Regions from separate parts of the Homo sapiens genome. Here region 2 is linked to region 1. A link is a loop called in an ENCODE intact Hi-C map of the cell type or tissue named here. Cell type or tissue: gastrocnemius medialis. All regions are shown on one strand. Links, peaks and the distances in the headings refer to the core of each region. The heading gives the core; the rest is flanking DNA.

Region 1 (8,939 bases), core at 406-8,405:
AACATTCAAATACTAGATGATTATGGCTTTCCACGGACAATGTCTCTCTACTTCTGTCTGCAAACATCCCCAGGGACTGAAAGCATCTTGAAGCCTGCCTCCCCAGATTAGGGAGTCACTGACAGGGCAGAAGTCACATTTTGAATGTGTGTTTTATCGGCACTTCACAGAGGATGAGACAAAGGCACAGATATCTGACACTGCGGCTGTGCCTCCGTACCCCCGCTGTCAGTGACCGCCTCACCCTTCAGGATGGCCCCGTAGACTCACACACTACTGCTCCATTCTGCTTTGGTCTTGATGTTTTTGTTCTGTGTTTCATTTTCAGTGTCTTTGGCTGCTCTTGGGGTCTCCTCTTTCCCTCAGGCAGGGGCCGAAGGGCAGGCAGGGGGGTGTTGGGCCCAAGGGGGCCAGCTGGTGAGGACAGCCCCGCCTGCCCTGGTGGTCTCGCCTCTCCTCAGTGGGCTCATCACATTCACAGAGGTTCTTCGTGCCTCCCTCACTTTGTTGCCACAACAAGAAAGATTTCACTCCGTCTCTATTTTAAAGAGAGCTGGAGACATCAAGTGGCTGGCTGTGGTCACCCAGCCCCAACCCTGGGTCTCATTGGTGTAGGACCCCGTGTTTATCTTCCTGTCATTTCATCTTCCCCCTACTCCCGCCAACACCTTCTATTTAATCTTTCCCCCAGCTCTTCCTCCTTCTTGCACAACTGAGGTGCCTGTGAGGGGCTGGATGTGGGAGGTGGGTGACACCTCAAACAGTAATTTCCAGAAGCATTTTAGATGCAACCTCGGAGTCTTCAAAGGAGCACTGGGCAATTTTGCTTGGAGAGGGGGTGGAGGCGGGTAAAGGATCTCTGTATTTTCATCCCCTGGAACTGGCTGGAACTGGCTGGAACTGGCTGCCTGTTGGATGTCCCTGGAGGTGTGGCATCCTTTGCATGTCAACATCAGGATTTGGCTCTTGTCTCTGCCCCGGGCCTGACTCCCTGCTGCCAATGCCTGTGGTCTGGATGCACTTGCTGCGAATTGCCCAGGTGGCAGTGGTGGAGCAGAGTCTGCTGGGAGACACAGCAGGAAACATACAGCATCATGGGGTCCCAGGTGTGACGGCTGGGCATGGTGTATTTGTGAGAAGAGGCTCCAGACCTGGGGTCTGGGCTCTGGAGATGTGGGTGGGGCACAGGTGGCAGGAAAAGGATGGGTGAGCCCAGGTCCACCTGGCCTATGGAGGTCTTAACTTCCTAGACCTATCCAAACCTCTCTGTAGTGATAAATGCCATGGAAATGTTCTGGGGACTGCCGGGGAGTGGGATGGGAGGGTGGAGGGGGCTGTCTTCCACAGCCAAGAAGGAGACATAGTAGAGACCCTTGGATTCAGGCTTAAAGAATAACTAGGGGCATTGGCCTTCTTAGAGAGGACACAGGACTTTGTCTGACTTTGCACTTGTCTGGTGTCATTGCAAGTGGCAATTCTCAATTCTCAGTTCTCCAGTTATCCGGCGCCACCTGGGTGTCCAACAAGTTCATGCCATGAACACTGGAGGTGAAGGGCTCTGTCCTATGACTCTGCCCCACAGCAGACACCAGCCACAAGGCCCAAGGGTCATCCGGCTGTGAAATCAGGGGCTCCTATGACCTTCTCCCAGGCTTAATCCCTTGCTAGAATGAGTCACAGAATGCAGGGCAGCACTCTACTTACAATTATGGTTTTGTTATGAAAGATAAACTCAGGAGTGGCCAAATGCAAGAGAAGCATAGGAGAAGGTATTGGGGAAACAAGTGTGGAGTTTCCCTGTCCTCTCAGTGCACAGCTCCCCACTTCATGTGGATGCTTCTACCACCCTGGAAGCTCCCCAAACCCCTTTGTTTGGGGATTTTGTGGAGGTTCCATGATGTAGGTGTGATTGATACATCATTAGCCATTAGTGACTGACTCAGTCTCCAGCTGCTCCCCCCCTCTCTGGGTTGGGGATGAAGTGGCATCATGGTTGGTCTTTTTGGCCACTAGCCGCCATCCTGAAACTGTCTAGAGTTCAGCCACCCACCATCTCATTAGCACACAGAAAACAGCAAACTCCCAGGGTTCCAGGAGCTGTGTGCCAGTCTGGGATGAAAAGAGATCAGGAGGTAGATGGATGAACAGGGGCATTTTCCTGATCTATCCCCAGCACCAGGCAGAGCCCCCTTGTTGTCCTCAAAAAACAGGCTGTGAAGGCAGAGGCAAGGCTCCTCGTGGGGTTCCAGGTGTGGAGGTGCTGCAGACCACCTGCAATTCCAAGGGGGCAGATGCTGCCAGGGACATAGATCGCCCAAGAAAACCTTGGGCTACTGTTGCCTGACTGAAGGACCCTGGGTGTGAGCAGGGCTCTGCTCAGAGGGCCTTGAGCCCTCTCAGGCCATCCCTGACCACATTGCAGCCTCCACTAGCCCCGCATCAGGTTCTGGCCCTGCCCAGAGCCACCTCCCTGTGGTGGGGATGAGACATCCCAACTTCTCTCAGACCTGGGAGGCCACCCAAGGTCTCAGGTTGGGAAGGCCGCCTTAAAAGATGCTTGGCTTCCAGTTCTTAATCTTAGAGGATTTGGGGGAGGAACCAACAGTGTATTGTGTGTAGTGTGGTGTGTGTGTGTTGTGTGGTGCATGCATATAAGTGTGGCATGTAAGTATATGTGTGCTTGGTATATGCATATGGATGGATGTATATTGTGTTTATGTATGGGACACCTGGTTTGTAATATTTGTCATTGTCTGTGGTATAAATCCTCCCATGACAGCCAATGGAAAGCTAATGCCATGTCACCAAAAACAGAGTTGGAAAGGGTGTGCAGAGCCACTACCTTAAGTACGATGACGTACATATATCACCAGACAGATAAACAGACACGCAGCCTAGAGAACACTGATAATAACACAATGTGGGGGTTATTATCTTGAATTTTAATATAATTTATTTTATTGCAAATCTATTCATTTTAATTTTTAATAATGGCTGTGTGTAACAACTGGTCCCGAAATTCACAGACATTTGGCAATCGACCCCATCAAGGGGGTACGGGTTGGCCTAGACCACCCTGGATTCCTTCTCCGGCTGCGTTCTGTGGCCAATGTACTGAGCCCTGCCGGCCTCCTTCCTCAAGAAGCTGGAAATCTGGTAGGAGCTGGAGATGGTTTCACTGGGGTCCCCAGGCTCACCACCCATGGGGCTGCAGAGGGAGTGGTGGAGATACACATGGAGGCCTCCTGGCTCTGGGAGTAGCTTCACACTCATACTCGGGGAATTGTTCTAATGGCTCAGGCTTGAGGCACCACATGCAGTTTTTTTTTTTAAAGTATGGTATTAATTTATACTTGTCTGTTGTTTATCCAATAAATGGCGTTCCAAATAGCAGGGCACTAGCCTGAACGGGAGAGGAGTGTGGATTCTGTTCTAAGCATGTTACAGCATCTGCTTTCATACTCATGCATATGCACACATGCATATATGTATATCCATGTCTACCTCAGGCGTGGGCACTTGCTGACTTATCAGGCATAGCCAAAGATAAAAGGCAACACTATGCTCCATGGAGGATGAATCTCACTTGGGTAATAAAATGACAAAGAAAACTAGAGAACTAATGGCCATAAGACTCAGCCCAGCTGTGCCCCAGGAGGGAGGAGAGATTTGGGAGTGGGGTTCTGTAGGGGGGTGGGAAGGCTCTAGAGTGGGTGCTGGGGGTTACAAGCATTTTTGCCTTATAGGACTTCATTAAACTTCATGTTTGCTTTATGCAGCTTCCTGTACTTGTGGGACATTTACTGTTAAATATATACTTTCATATATATGTGCAGATATACCTCAATATATATGTATATATATGTCTGTATGTGTGTGTTGTATGTACACACACATACACAGAGACATTACAGACATGTACTCACTCTCTTTCACCTGAGTTGGCAGAAAGTTTTGTTGCTGGGCCCTGCTGAGATAACCGGTTTGCCCAGTGGCTTGCTGGCCTTGCCAGGCTGTGCTGAGCTGTTCTGCGATGGCTGGCAGGCGCTGCCTGGGCTAGAACTGGTAGTAGAGCTCCAGGTTTTAAATGGACCTAGGGGGATCAGCCCAGGGTTCCATGCAGGTTTAGCAGGTAGGGTGTAGCAGGCCACAGCTCTGAGAAGGCTCTGACCTGGCAAATGCTCACGGACTTGAGGCCTGCCCTGCCTGACAGCGGCTCTGATTTCCTGACCTGTGCACAGGAGCTGGCTGAGGGGCAGCCCCTGCAGGCTTAGAGTTTTCTGGTGAAAAGTGTTGTGGCAAAAGGAGCTTGAGCTGGTCCCCCAGTACCTCTGGGCCATGTGGGGCCTTCCCCCTCCCGAGGAGAGGGGCATGACTGAGATGTGCCCTCTGCCCCAGGGAGGCACACACCAGGGCAGGGCTAGGAGACACTCAGCCTCAGTAGCCACTTTCCAGTCAAGGGCCTGGGGTCACAGAAACCTCAGGGCTCCTTCCTGTAAGTCGGGGTGGTTCTCAGCAGCAAGCTTTCACTTTCCATGCCTGGCTGGGACAGCTGGGTATTGAGACTGAAGAGACAGCCCACCTCTCCTTCTGCCCAGAAAGTGAAAATGCCTGAGAAGGCGCTGGGAGTGACTGGGGACAGCCAGATGAAGGTCCAGTTCTGGTGTCGGGTCCCTGAGGAGGGAGCTCTGTGGACTGGCTCCGTAGCACATGCTCCTGGGGCTTGCCTGGCACCGGTGCAGGGATCAAGGTCGGAGTCCACTGGCTGCTGGGAAGGCTGGCATTGGAGTTACACTAAGGCGCTGAGCAGCGTTAGGCACTCAAAATCTATTTTAAGCCTTGTGTAAACATGCATGAGGCGAAGTCTCCCTCTCCCTGCTGCTCCTGCAGAAAGAGCTGTCCTTTGCATTGCCAACTTCTCAGGGTTCTTGTGGAGGTTAAGCAAGTGCTGTTTTGATTTTTTTCTGGAGGTGAAGTGAATTATAGCCTTGTTGTTTTAATAAGTCACAATATTTACAAGTTCATTTCTTTGAACTGTGTGTGGGGGGTTATTTTGTCTGCAATTTTGAAGGTAAATAATTTTCTGCTGTTTCACTGTCGTTTCAGCCAGATATTTTTGTTTGGTTTGGTTTTCAAAAGGAGGAGAAGGGAACTAGCTTTTATGGAAGGTCTTTGCTCTGTCCTTACCAACGCGGGAGTTGTGCTTCCATTACCTTCTTTAATCATTTTCATAAGGATTTTTGTACAAATGATGAGGAATGACGGGTGGTTTTAAATTTGTTTTTCAGAAAGAAGTAATGCATGACTCTGATTTGCGGCTGCAGGATAAATCCGAACTATTTCAGGGAGATGTCATGGAGAGCTCATCTCTCAGCATCAAAGTTGCCTCTCCTGACTTTTGAATTTTAAGTGTTCTGTGTGGAAGAAAAATGGAGACAACAAATTTCTATGCATGGATTCAAAGAATCCTCGTAATATACAGACTACATTCTCCCCAGCTTTTTATCTCTATATATTCTTTTTGTTGAGTTTCAACCACATAGGGTTGAAATTCACCTTCCCACATTACATTTTTCATCAATAGTTGAAGACCTATGTATGTAAATATCAGGAACTATCAGAACTCCCTGCAACAGGAAACCTGACCCCCAACTCCCCCGAAATGCATCATGATAAACAGTCACTTGCCAAAATAACAAATCAGCTTCCTGGAACATGCTTGCTCAAAACCAGGAGAGGAGCTTAGAGACGTCAGCTTGACTTCTGCCTCGTACGCAGGAAGGGTGACCTTCAAAGATCAAACATCGTCCCAAATCTCCCTTCATCTTGTAGTACTCCTGCTTGTCGTAGCTCCTGTTACCATCAGGTACTGGGCCAACCATCCGTCATGTCAGAAGAGAGTTGGGGACAATCCCTGGATTATTTCACCTTTGCCCTGCTGGTATAGACAATGTGTGTTATGGCTGGGTGACTTGCTGACTTTTACTCTGAGCAACAGCTTTGTCAGAGTAAACTAAAACAGAGACTTCAGAGCATAATAAAATATGACATTTTTTCTGTATAGAACTAAAGACACGGGGGAGAGAGAACAACTTAATTAAAAAGACAGTGCCCTTTCAGTGTCTTTTTTTTTTTTTTTTTTTTTTTTTTTTTGAGATGGAGTCTTGCTCCGTCGCCAGGCTGGAGTGCAGTGGCGTGATCTGGGCTCACTGCAACCTCCACCTCCCGAGTTCAAGTGATTCTCCTGCCTCAGCCTCCCAAGTAGCTGGGACTACAGGCACGTGCCACCACACCCAGCTAATTTTTTTTGTATTTTTAGTAGAGACAGGGTTTTACCGTGTTGGCCAGGATGGTCTCGATCTCTTGACTTTGTGATCTGCCCTTCTCTGCCTCCCAAAGTGCTGGGATTACAGGCGTGAGAGTTTGTATTAATAAAATAAGAGGAACAATACCAAGGAGAGTGCTTTGTAAGGATGTCAAGGCTGCCTGTTCCCTGCTCTACACAGCATGTCTCTGACAAAGCAGAGGCCACAGAAAGGGGCACCTGGTGGAGGGCCCAGGCAGCAGAGCACAGGCCCTGCAATTCTGGATGCTGGGGTGTCATTTCATGTTTTGAATTAGCTGTGAGCCTGGGGGCTGCCGCCGGGATCATTTCCAGCAGGGCGGTACCATTTAGTTCCTTCTGACAAAAGGGCCACTGCCCAAGATTTTCCGCGTCTGCATTCAAGTGGCAGATGAGACACGGATAATAATACACACTCCAAATCTTTTCAGGAATTCACAGTCTCTGTTTGCAATGTTATCCTGAATTTGATCACGACATGCACAGAACTGGTTTGAAAATTATTTTCCAGAAGCAATTCTTTAATAAAACTTTTTCATCTGAAAAGCAATCTAGCCAAAATGTCAACAGAGGTAGATAGGATAAAAAATAATTACTCTGGATCCCAAGCCAAGATGAACATACAAGTATTACCAAAGATTTGGGTGTGATATCGACCCCTTGCCCCTCTCCAGCCCCCTTGATCCTGGGATCCCTGCCTGTCTCTGTGCTTGCAGGCTTCTCCCCGGCAGGGACAGAGAATGTGAAGTGCCTAAATGCTTAGTGATTTCATTCCAGGGCACTTTCCTATCATCCTGGTTACTGATGCCAGAGGAAAGCAGGAAGGGTTGGGGGTTGGGTTTGCAGCATCTGATGGAGATTGTGGTTTGCAGATTGTGAATTGCTGTTTTGTTCTACAAAAATAATGAACATGGTAACCATAGAAACCTAGTAGAAAGGTGTCCAAGAGGCTAATCGACCCAGTCAAATGAGTGTTTCTCTATGATGACTTGTAGTGATCCTGTTAAATTGTGCAGGGTTTCTTTCTGGGGGGCAGCAGGAGCTGTGACAAAATGCATTTATTATGCCATCCTCACGTGTCAGACTGACAACGACTGCTGTGTTGTTGCTACGAGATGGCTGCATAACAGCACCCACAGCTGCAGGACCATTGCAACTGCTTACTTGCAACAGGTGCTGTGTTTTAGGCCCCAGACCCCAGAACTTGGATTGACAGAGGGGCCAGCTGCTTAATTTTTGGCTGGCTGTTTTTCATCTGTGGAGTGGTGCCCCTCTGAAGAGACCAGAGCATGTGAAACTCTATCCTCATGCAAAGAACACTGTCCTAATTTTTCTTTTGCTGGAGGCCGCAAGTGCCAGAGAGAAGGATAAGAAAGGCTTTGGGCCACTTGCCCCAGCTTGAAGGCCACGATGCCAAACCAACCCGGGCAGTGCCTGGAGTGTCAGGAATTTACAAGCAAAGAGTCCAAGTGCTGAGCACGTTTGACTAGTAAGGGTGTCTTTACCCCAGCTGGCAGAGTTTGGGTAAAAAAAAAAAAAAGAAACACAAAATGGCAAACAGCTCTTTGCTTTTTGGGCTTAACTTTGCATAGCAGAGTGCATTAGCTTAAAATGTCAACAGTGACCATTGCCAGATAGATGTACTTCCCAAGAAAAATACTGGGGGCAGTTTCTATTCTGGGAGAAACTTTTGGTGAACAAAAACCTCATTCCAGCGCTACTCACCACTATATTTAAGTCAAAGCGGGGGGGAAGTTTTAATAGCAAAAAGGCCCATTTAACATTTCAGCTGACTCGAAGCCCAGATTCTCCGGCAAGGTCTTTGGTGCTGGTGGTGGTCCGGACTCATGGGAGGACGCTGGGGCTTCTTCACAAGGGATTGTTCATGCCATTCAAGGATGATGCCAAAATATATATTCTCCTTTTTCAAATGTAAAATGGACACGAACTTTTGGAAAACCAGGAAAACAAACAAAAGTAATTAAGTAAAAATATGCATAATTGATATATAATCTCCCCATCGAAAACTGATGATTCTACCTATTTTTAGATGTAGTCTTTTCCCAGGGGGAAGATTTAGGGGTTCAGAAGAACTTTCTGGAAGCTGGGTCCCCATCTGAGTTGTAGTGACAACCAGGGTCAGAAGGAGAGAGGGCAGCTTAGCTGGACATTTCACAGGCAGCAGGATAAGGCCGTGCATGTGCTGCTGCAAGAGCATGCTTTGATCAAAGGAGTCTAGGAAAGCCACCATGAGTGCCTGCCTGGGAGGGACAGCTCATCCCAAGGGGACTGGAACCTCCGTGCCTCCATCTCTCCCAGATCTCACCCTTCCCCTTGGGAGCTCAATAGCTTTCTGAGTTCCATCAGAAACATGCTGTCTCCCCCAGCAAGGCAATCGGGTGCGCGTTTTGTGAGGTGAGGACTGGGAGGGGAGGCACTCTGTGAGAATAAACAGGGATGACTCTCCCCAGCTCCCGGACTGCTGGGGGCATGGCTGGAGGACTCTGTGCATTCAAGACCACCAGCTGCAGTGACCTCATGCCCAGCCATGAGGGAGAAAGCTCACGTGACCTCCCTGTCTCCCCTCGCCTGTCAA
Region 2 (8,939 bases), core at 417-8,416, 57 kb before region 1:
ATATGGATGGATGAGACATAGATTGGCATTTTCGGGTTGTTTCCAACAGAAGCGTTGGTCTAAATTACCTGGTCTGCCATTACCCAAAAATGAGAGAGTAAATAAGAAGGTTAACAAGTTTTTTTTACAGTTAATATAACGTGATTTTCTTTTTTTACTTGTGTATATTATCTACTGTTGCTCTTAATTAATTTATTAACTCTGTAAATGGTGGCTTAAGCCTCAATTTGGTGCCTTATTTCCAAATTCTCACTTCTTTTAAAAAGAAATCCCTTATGTGAAACTTCTATTAATAACTAAATTCACATTCCCTTATTTTTTTTCACCCTGCAGTTCAGAACGCTCGAGGAAACTTCTTGTTTTCAGTTTGTGTTTTTTTTCATTCCTTTCTTTTTTTCACCCTGCAGTTCAGAACACTCGAGGAAACTTCTGTTTTCAGTTTGTGTTTTTTTCCAGATTAGATTGTTTTGTTCTTCACAGTTTTTTTGTCTTTCTTTGCCCTTTCTTACTTTCCTGTTTCCTTTCCTGCAGAAAGCTTAAATAAATGGTGTGTTGGAGCTGCTTCTCTCCACACTGGGGATGAAAATATTATTTTTCATGATGTTGTTGATTCACAAAGTAGAAAGTTGCCTTGGACTTCACAAACCAAACCTGGGCAGGTCTTTGGAAACCTCCGTTCTTTTTGCTCCGTTGTCCCCTTTCTCTCAGTCTCTGCCTCTTTCTTCCCTTTCTGAAGTCATTTGTTGTTCATAGCATTAGGTTAGGAGGTCGGGTTTCTTATATTCTTATCTCACAAGAGCAAATTACTAATGGGATGTATTTTAGAACGTGGGGGAAGGGGTACTTGGACCACAAACTTTATTATGATACACTGGGCTTCTTCTGACACAGAAACTGCTGGGTCATGCTTCTAACATGCCAAAACAGAGTTTCTAACATTCGCCCCCAGGATCTGGAAAGCAGTCCTCATAAAATCAATGAGACTTGTCCTTTCCTTCTCTCTCCTCTCGGCCTAGTCAAGTCCTGTCCTGTTCAAAAAGTGCAGTCAAGACTTCCCCTGCAACCGTAAGCTTCGGGAATGTCTTAGATGCTACAGTTTCTCTGGTTCTCCTGTGTCCAGACCCTTTTGGCCCTTTGTTCTCAGAATCAATCAAGTCTGCCCTCGGCTATGCCCGGCTCTGCTCATCTCTAGTTTCCTTCAACCAACTCCTTGGTGGTCTGCACCCAGTCCTACGCTTCTCTAACCCTATGACAGGCAGCCTCTGGCTTGGCCCAGTCATCCTCAACTCCGGATGCTCATACTCCTGGGGTTCCTTCCCCACGAGGGTGGGCAGGACCTATGACTTAGCGCTAATAGAATGTGGTAAAAGGAAAGAGATGTCACATCTGCTATTAGATTATAGAAAGACTGTGACTTTCCTCTGTCTCTCCCTCTCTGCACCTACCTCTCCCCTAAAGTCTTCACAGCTCACCTGCTCTACTGAATCACACTGCCATGTTATGAGTTGCCCATGTGGAAAGGGGCTGATGTCTTTTGCCAACAGCCGTGAGAACCCGAGCACCTGCCAGCACCCACATGCGTGACCTCGGGAGCAGATCCTCCTGAGGAAAAGCCTCGAGATGACTGCAGCCTGGGCCCACACCTTGACTGTGGCCCTGTGAGCGACCCAGGGTCAGAGACACCCAGCTAAGCCACACCCAGACTCCCGACCCACAGAAATCAGGATATAATAAGTGGTTGCTGCTTTAAATCGCTAAGTCCTGGAGGCATGTTCCACCCAGCAATAGGTAACTAATACAACCTCTTGTGGAATTTTTCCTCCATCTCCTCTGGGTAGCACGTTAGAATTGTCCTGGGGCAGGAGATTGGTTAAAATACACACGTTTGACAATACCCTTAGAGGCGCCAGCTGATGAGTCTGGAGTGGTGTCTAAAAATCTGCCTTTTTAAGCAGCATCTGGGACTTCTGATGGTGGTTCAGCAGCAAGCACAGAGAAAGCCTATCTAGAATGGCTGGAACCACCGCACTCTGTTACAGTTCATTTTTGCCAAGTGGCTAGGGTAGAGAAAAGCTTCATTTATGGTCATTCAATATTTATAAAGTAATTACTAAGCAAAAGTACCATGCCACTCATCATAGATTATATTTTCCAAAGAAGTCTGCAACAATTTCTCTTGTCTCATGTGCTCTTCTGCAAGGTGACCTTGACATTCCTCATCAAGAGGTGAAGCCTCGTTCTCATCCCCTTGAATCTGGACTCGCCTCGTGACTCACTCGTGACTAACAGAATGCAGTGGAATTGGTGCTGAATGACTTTCATGGCTCAGTCAGGAAAGCCATGCTTCTGCCTGGTTCTCTGAAGACCAGGACAAGCCACAATCCATGTAGGAAGTATGATTACTTTAAGATCACCATGCCATGGGTACACACTGTAGTTGACAGCCCCAGTCCAGCTGCACCCAGCAGCCTGTGCACCTGCCAGCCATGTGAGCAAGACATCGTGCAAGGACAGCCCACCAAGCCTTTGGATGACATCTGATGGTCACCCATGAGAGGCTCTAAGCTAAAGCTTCCCAGCCAGCTCTTTTCAAATTCCTGACTCACAAATGAGCAAAATAGGCTGGGCAGGGTGGCTCACACCTGTAATCCCAGCACTTTGGGAGGCCAAGGTGGGTGGATCATTTGAGATCAGGAGTTCAAGATGAGTCTGACCAAAATGGTGAAACCCCATCTCTACTAAAAACACAAAAACTTAGCCGGACTGTAGTGGTGCGCACCTGTAATCCCAGCTACTCAGGAGGCTGAGGCAGGAGAATCGCTTGAGGCTGGGAGGCAGAGGTTGCAGTGAGCTGAGATCATGCCACTGCGCTCCTGTCTGGGTGACAGAGTGAGACCCTGTCTCAAAAAACAAACAAACAGACAAAAAACAAACAACAACAACAACAAACAGCAACAACAACAAATTAGCAAAATAAAGCTAATAAGCAGAACACTGCTTAAGCTGAAATTGCAGATTAAAAGGCACATGCTTTGCTCTCAGTTTCATGACTAAAATCATGGACAGAAATCATTACAACTGGTCCTGGAAGAGAAAGGGCTTAGCATCTGAGCTGAGGGTTGGAGGAAGAGTGCAGTTTGCCATGATCCTGGGTCTTGGGAGGCAGTCCAGGTGCAGCAACCATCCCTAAGAGCTACAGCAATTCAGCTGTAGTATAGGGTTCAAATAGTGGGTAAGGGGCTGATAAAAGTGGGGAGGCCTGTCATGGACGAAGAGCTATTATTGCATGGGGAACCTACTGTGCCAGGCTAAAAAATGGTGATTTTGTCTTGGCCCCAGTCGGTGAGTGCTGGAGATTTTGGAACATGCTTATCTGGGTGGTGTAAACACCCATTTCTTGGTGGAAGAAAAGCAATAACTCTTTGCCAATCAACTGAGTGGAAAAAGGACCACATTGCAAGCCAAGCAGTTTCTATTTAAGTCCTTGTGCTCCCTGTGACTCACCCTATAATTTTGAAGAGATTACTTAAGGCCCATGCCCTCCTTGTAAACACCTGTCACTCTTCTGGTTTGCAGAGATGCTAGGAGGCTAATGAGATCACACATATGGAATGTATGGGAGCTTCTAAAAGAAATAAACCAGATACATTCACCGTCGTATTATCATCACCCCAGCCATGTGGAAGTGTGGAAGGCAGCTTTCTAGCAGACCTAGGGGTTCTGGGCAGGGCAGAAGCCAGAAACTCAGAAATAAAGGAAAAATAAAGAAAGGTATTTGGCCCCAGAGAAAGCAGGGAGATCCAGAAAGGACTGGAGAGTGAAAGATAGCATGACACAGGATGCGCTTGGCTGTGAAGGAGACCCCTACACCTTGCTTGGAGTGAATGACGGGGAAAGCTACGCTGATGCTCACAGTCCTGGGGTTCCCTCCCCATGGGGGTGGGCAGGACTTATGGCTTAACTCTAACATAGAATACGGAAAAGGGGAAGAGAGGTCACATCTGAGAGTAGGTGATTGAAAGACTGTGACTTCCCTCTGTCTGTCCCTCTTTGCACCCACCTCTCCCATCAAGTCTTCACAGCTCACCTGCTCTACTGAATCACACTGCCATGTTGTGAGTTGCCCATGTGGAAAGGGGCTGATGTCTTTTGCTAACAGCCATAAGAACCTGAGCACCTGCCAGCAGCCACATGCGTGAACCTCAGGAGTGGATCTTCCCCAAGGCAAGTCTCAAGATGACTGCAGCCCGGGCCGACACAGAAATTCAGAAATCCAGAAAAGTGAGAGATGCTGTGAGAGAAAGATGAGGGAGGAAAGAAGGAATGGGCCAGACTCTGAGGCACAAGGCTGGAGTGTGGGAGCTGAGGAAGCGCAGCGGGGCTGGCTGTGGATAGATGGAAGTTGAAGAGGAGGGTCTTGAATGACGGGGTGCGAACCAGCCTCCCCCAAGCTCAGCAACTGGACTTTTTTGTGCAGTGTCCTACAGATTAGGAGGAGGGTTATGTCTCTTTAACAATGTGTGTGCTGCAGCAGCTTTAGAGCAATAGAGCGAAAAAAGCCCAGATGTTCTAGGAGGAGCCCGTGGTGATGATAGATTTCAGTGGGCATGTGTGAGAAGGGATCCAGGGGTATGACAGGAGCAGTTAGAACAGGCCAGGTGAGAATAATGGGCCACTGAGTAAGACAGTGGCTGTCTGGAGAGCCCTGAAGTTGTTCCTACTATACGTGGTTTCCACCACCTGCTAGACTTAAAATAGCATTTCCATGTGTCTGCACCCTGAAGACCTCCTGAGTCAGGTTACCTACCCTCCTTTGCAAAGCAAACACCCCCTAAGGAATCCCAGCATTGTCTTGTGTACCCCTGCACCAACTCTAATGCACTGGACGTGGATTGAGAAAAAGAAAAGGAACACAGACTCCTTGGGTGGGACCTGCCTTTGGGGCTGTGCCTCTGAGCATTCATCCTAGCTGGAAATCCTTTGCGCCTGTGGTGGTTGTGAGAGCACAACTCACAGGGGCTCCTGCTGTATCCTCCCACCTGCAGTCAGGGCTCCAGAGGATGCCTTTGATCTTGGGGACATGATTCTTTGATCATGTCCCCCTCCCTGCCCCACCTTTGGGGGGACCTTGCACCTCTTTCCCTCCCCAGACATTGGAGTTATTACTTATTGCTGCTACTTTTTTTCAGGAGGAATAACATGTATGACTTTCTTTATTGATTAGCTTTCAAGGGCATTTGCTAGAGAAAACAGGCTATGGGGAGAAGCAGAGGTTCCAATAGCCCACATGGTGACTGGGTTTCCTTATAGCATCTGGTACCCTTGACTGTGTTTTCTGCTGGCTTGGGTTGGTCAGGTCTGCTCTCTGGGTCTCGTCTTCCTCTGGAGTGTTTCAGATGATCTATTAGGTGTGTGAAATTCACAGACTCAGCCAAGGGCTGTAAACATTTTTATTTTATGACTCCTTACCTTTATTTAATATTTGGCTTGTAACACAAACCGATATTCATGTGCTACAACTCTTTTTGTCACCCGGGGGTCTGTTTTCCAAGCATCTAAAGGTTGAAGTATTGTAAATGTATTTTATTTATGACATTGAAAAAATCCTTGTAGGACAAAATGTTTTTTTCTATGATTTCAGCTCCTCCTTCTGAATAAATCAAGTATGTTTAGAAAGAAATAACATTAAAGCATAGGCATTTAATCAAATCAGGCAAGTCACTCAAAGCTTACCGAGTGTTGGGGTAAGTAACCTCTTTAGTGAGCTCTGTTCGGAAAAGGCTATGTTTGGGCTGCTTTTCTGGTTCCTGAATAGAAGACCCATTGAGACTATTGCAAGTCCATGTGTCATCCCTCTCAAGTCTATGCACCCACCTTAGGTTCTTACATCCATGCATAGCCAACTACAGGCTGTTCCTTTGTGCCAGGTCCCAGGCCCATGCCAGGAGTGGGAATACAGAGGGCTCACACTCCAGACAGCAGAGAGAAGCCACTATTCTACCATGAAGCTGCAGAGGACTATGGAGGCAGCAAAGGGAGAAGTGCTACCTCATCCTAGGCAGGCTGGAGAGCGCCTCCCAAGAATGACATCACAGGGGAGGGGAGGAGGAAGGGCATGCACAGAGGTGCAGAGGCAGGGAGCAGGGAACCCTCTGCAAAGCCCAGGGGGGTGGAGGGAGAGGAAGGGCCCAGCTGAGGCATGGGAGCCAGGCATGCCAGGCATTGCTACCCTGGGACTTTGGATTTTATCCTTCAGACCAGGCACTTTTTAAAATTTTTTTAAATTTTTTGAGACAGTCTCACTCTTGTCACCCAGACTGGAATGCAATGGCACGATCTCGGCTCACTGCATCTGCCTCCTGGGCTCAAGCAATTCTCCTGCCTCAGCCTCCCGAGTAGCTGGGATTATAGGCATCTGCCACCACGCTTGAGTAATTTTTGTATTCTTAGTGGAGACAAGGTTGCACCATATTGGCCAGGCTGGTCTCAAACTCCAGACCTCAGGTGATCTGCCTGCCTCAGCCTCCCAAAGTACTGGGATTACAGGCGTGAGCCACTGCGCCCAGTGCTTTAGACTGTTTTTGTTGTGTTTTTTTTTTTTTTTTTTTTTTAAGTCAGTGGAACTTTGTTTTAGGTGAAACATGAACACAAGCCCAATGTGTGAACTGGAGGCCAAGGGGCTCAGTTGGAAAGAAAGGTGGGGGTCCTCAGCCTTCCTCTTCCCCATTCACCTTTCCAAAGGTTTGAGGGTCTCCTCTGCTCTGCAGAGCATGGTCTGGAAACGCACAAGACCATGCTTCCCCTAGTGGTCAGTGGCATGTTTGACTGCGGTCGGAGCCTCAGCTTCTCCTGCCCCGTTGCCCAGTCACCATGCCTGGTCTCACCTCTTCTCCCCAGGCCTCATCCAGCTCAACTACTCATGGAGATGCAGATGCTGCTAGCTCACTCCCATTCTCCCCTCATCTTCACCATCAGAAGTGGAGGGGGTGATGCCTGGCTCATGATGGTCCTGTGCGAAAGGAGGGAGAACAAGCCCACAGTAGGCCTTCACCCAGAGGTGGCTACTATGATCACCTAGATATGCATGCCCTGAAAGCTCATGAGTGCACAGGAAGTGGAGGGATAGCCTGGCATCTTCCTGAAAAACCTACCCCTGAACACAAGGAAGATAACACAAGGCCACACCAGAGACCCCTGTGGTTCACTTTTCTTCTTTCTCTTCCTAATGAAGTAGGGCCCAGCTGCCTCCTTAAAGACTCTTCCACCTGTATCCAGTTCCATCACTTGGACAAGCCACCCTAGGACCCAGATCCCATTTTCTACTTTTGTTTGAGAACGTAGACCATCTCTGGGAGGTATGACAGTGTAGATGACATCATCTCACAAATGGAAAACCAGACCCTCAAAGGTAAATATTGCACTTGCACCCCAATAGAGAGCTGGGAGCAGAGGCCATTGTGAGGACTTGACACTCCAAGATGCTAAATGTGTCCTTGTTTTCTGCAAAACAAACAGAACACTAAGAGAAGTGAGGTTGTCTGCCTCAAATGCAAAGTTGAAATGAGTCTACTTGTATGATCTTCACGTGGACTAAAATCATCCACACAGAGGGCAGTGCAAGATTGGACACCACAGAAGAATGAACAAAAGGAAATGACTCTAAATTGCTCCAGAATGATTAGAGTTTGGTACCAGGAGAGAAAAACAAAAATCAAACAACAAAATAGGACATGGGCGTTGGAGAACCTACCGAGGGTTTTCTAGGGGAGGCTGTCAGGCTGTCTTTCCCAGAGGCTCATGGACAAGAGGACCACCTGTTAGGCAGGGATGGGCTAATAGAGAGGAGATGAAACAAGTGACCCATTGCTGCTCTGGTCTCAAGGTTGTGGCAGAAGTTCCTCCACATGGATCTCTTGTCATTTTTAGGAGAAAGCTGCTTATACATGCAAACTTACCCCAACTATGCTAAGACTTTGGTTTTATTACTAGTTCTGCTGTTCATATCTCTTTTCTGTCAGATCCCTGGGGAGGTGCAACTGCAAGCAGTGGTTGCAAAGTGACACTTACATATCTACCAGTCTGGCTCTAAAAGTCTCACCAATGAACACCTAAGGCCCTGTGCTGCTTTCATAGCTCTCTGAACACTGAGTTTTACCCAACAGTGCTTCCAACATTTGAGTAGGAAAGAGAGAAGGGTGAAAATAATTGGCTTATGAGGGTTTTCAAGGGTGAATTTTGCTGACCTGAATCATTTGGCTGCTGCATCCAGACACCTGCAGTAATGTTTTCAATATGCAAGAGCAAAGAGGAATTAGGTATGCCAGAACAGAGTCGTTTGTGTTCTTTGCAGTCTGTTCTCTGTACAATCACAAAGCATTTTTTAATGATATTTCAAAACACTTTTTCAAAGAGAGTTTAATGCAAAGCAGATTTCTTGTGTAACAAAGACAGGAAGGATACTGCTTGACAGTAGCTCTTAAATCCAAGACTACGGAGGCTATCAAAAACAATCGGCAGCAGGCCAAGAACTCAAATTTTGACAAGAGTTGTCAGATACTGTGATTTAAGGGGCAATACAAATTTGTCAAAGGTGTCATCCTTAGGTCATCAAAAATGTGTGTTGTGCTTATCTAGATTTCCCTCCAAAGGACTTGCAAAGGTTAAGAGAACAAGTGATGATGTCTGGACAGGCTTGCGATCCCAGGCACAGGTTGTAAGGAGGGCAAGTGTGAACGATGGGGCTTTGGGGATTTTCACTGATAAGATTTTACCTGAAAGGTCAGGTGAGTCTCCCTCTGTATTCAACACTCTTAGGGTGACATTTGTAGGCATAAAGACCCCATTCTTGCCGTCAAAGAGTTTACATCGAGATAGCACTGCTTTCTCTCAGAGTGCCTATGAAGCACTTAACAATCAGGGACAAAATCAAACATGAGCTG

The links. Peaks named below come from ENCODE experiments on the same cell type or tissue, not always from the same donor. Only the 100,000 strongest peaks of a DNase experiment are listed, where the experiment ranks them.
Region 2: a loop joins it to region 1, with 2.4 times the contacts of the local background. A loop is called at or near these places in 8 of 110 quality-filtered maps.

Annotation. Positions count from the first base shown.
Region 1 is chr9:89,995,353-90,004,291 of GRCh38, forward strand. No RefSeq gene overlaps it. Among named protein-coding and RNA genes, the nearest start is that of MIR4290, 24 kb to the right of the region's middle. RefSeq lists enhancers at 4,123-4,292, 4,333-4,402, 4,413-4,462, 4,513-4,602. In gastrocnemius medialis, for the core only: no CTCF peak of the experiment used is centred there; DNase peaks (open chromatin) are centred at 959 and 4,809; H3K4me3 peaks cover 519 bases; H3K27ac peaks cover 4,406 bases.
Region 2 is chr9:89,938,520-89,947,458 of GRCh38, forward strand. No RefSeq gene overlaps it. Among named protein-coding and RNA genes, the nearest start is that of MIR4290, 81 kb to the right of the region's middle. In gastrocnemius medialis, for the core only: no CTCF peak of the experiment used is centred there; a DNase peak (open chromatin) is centred at 3,491; H3K27ac peaks cover 986 bases.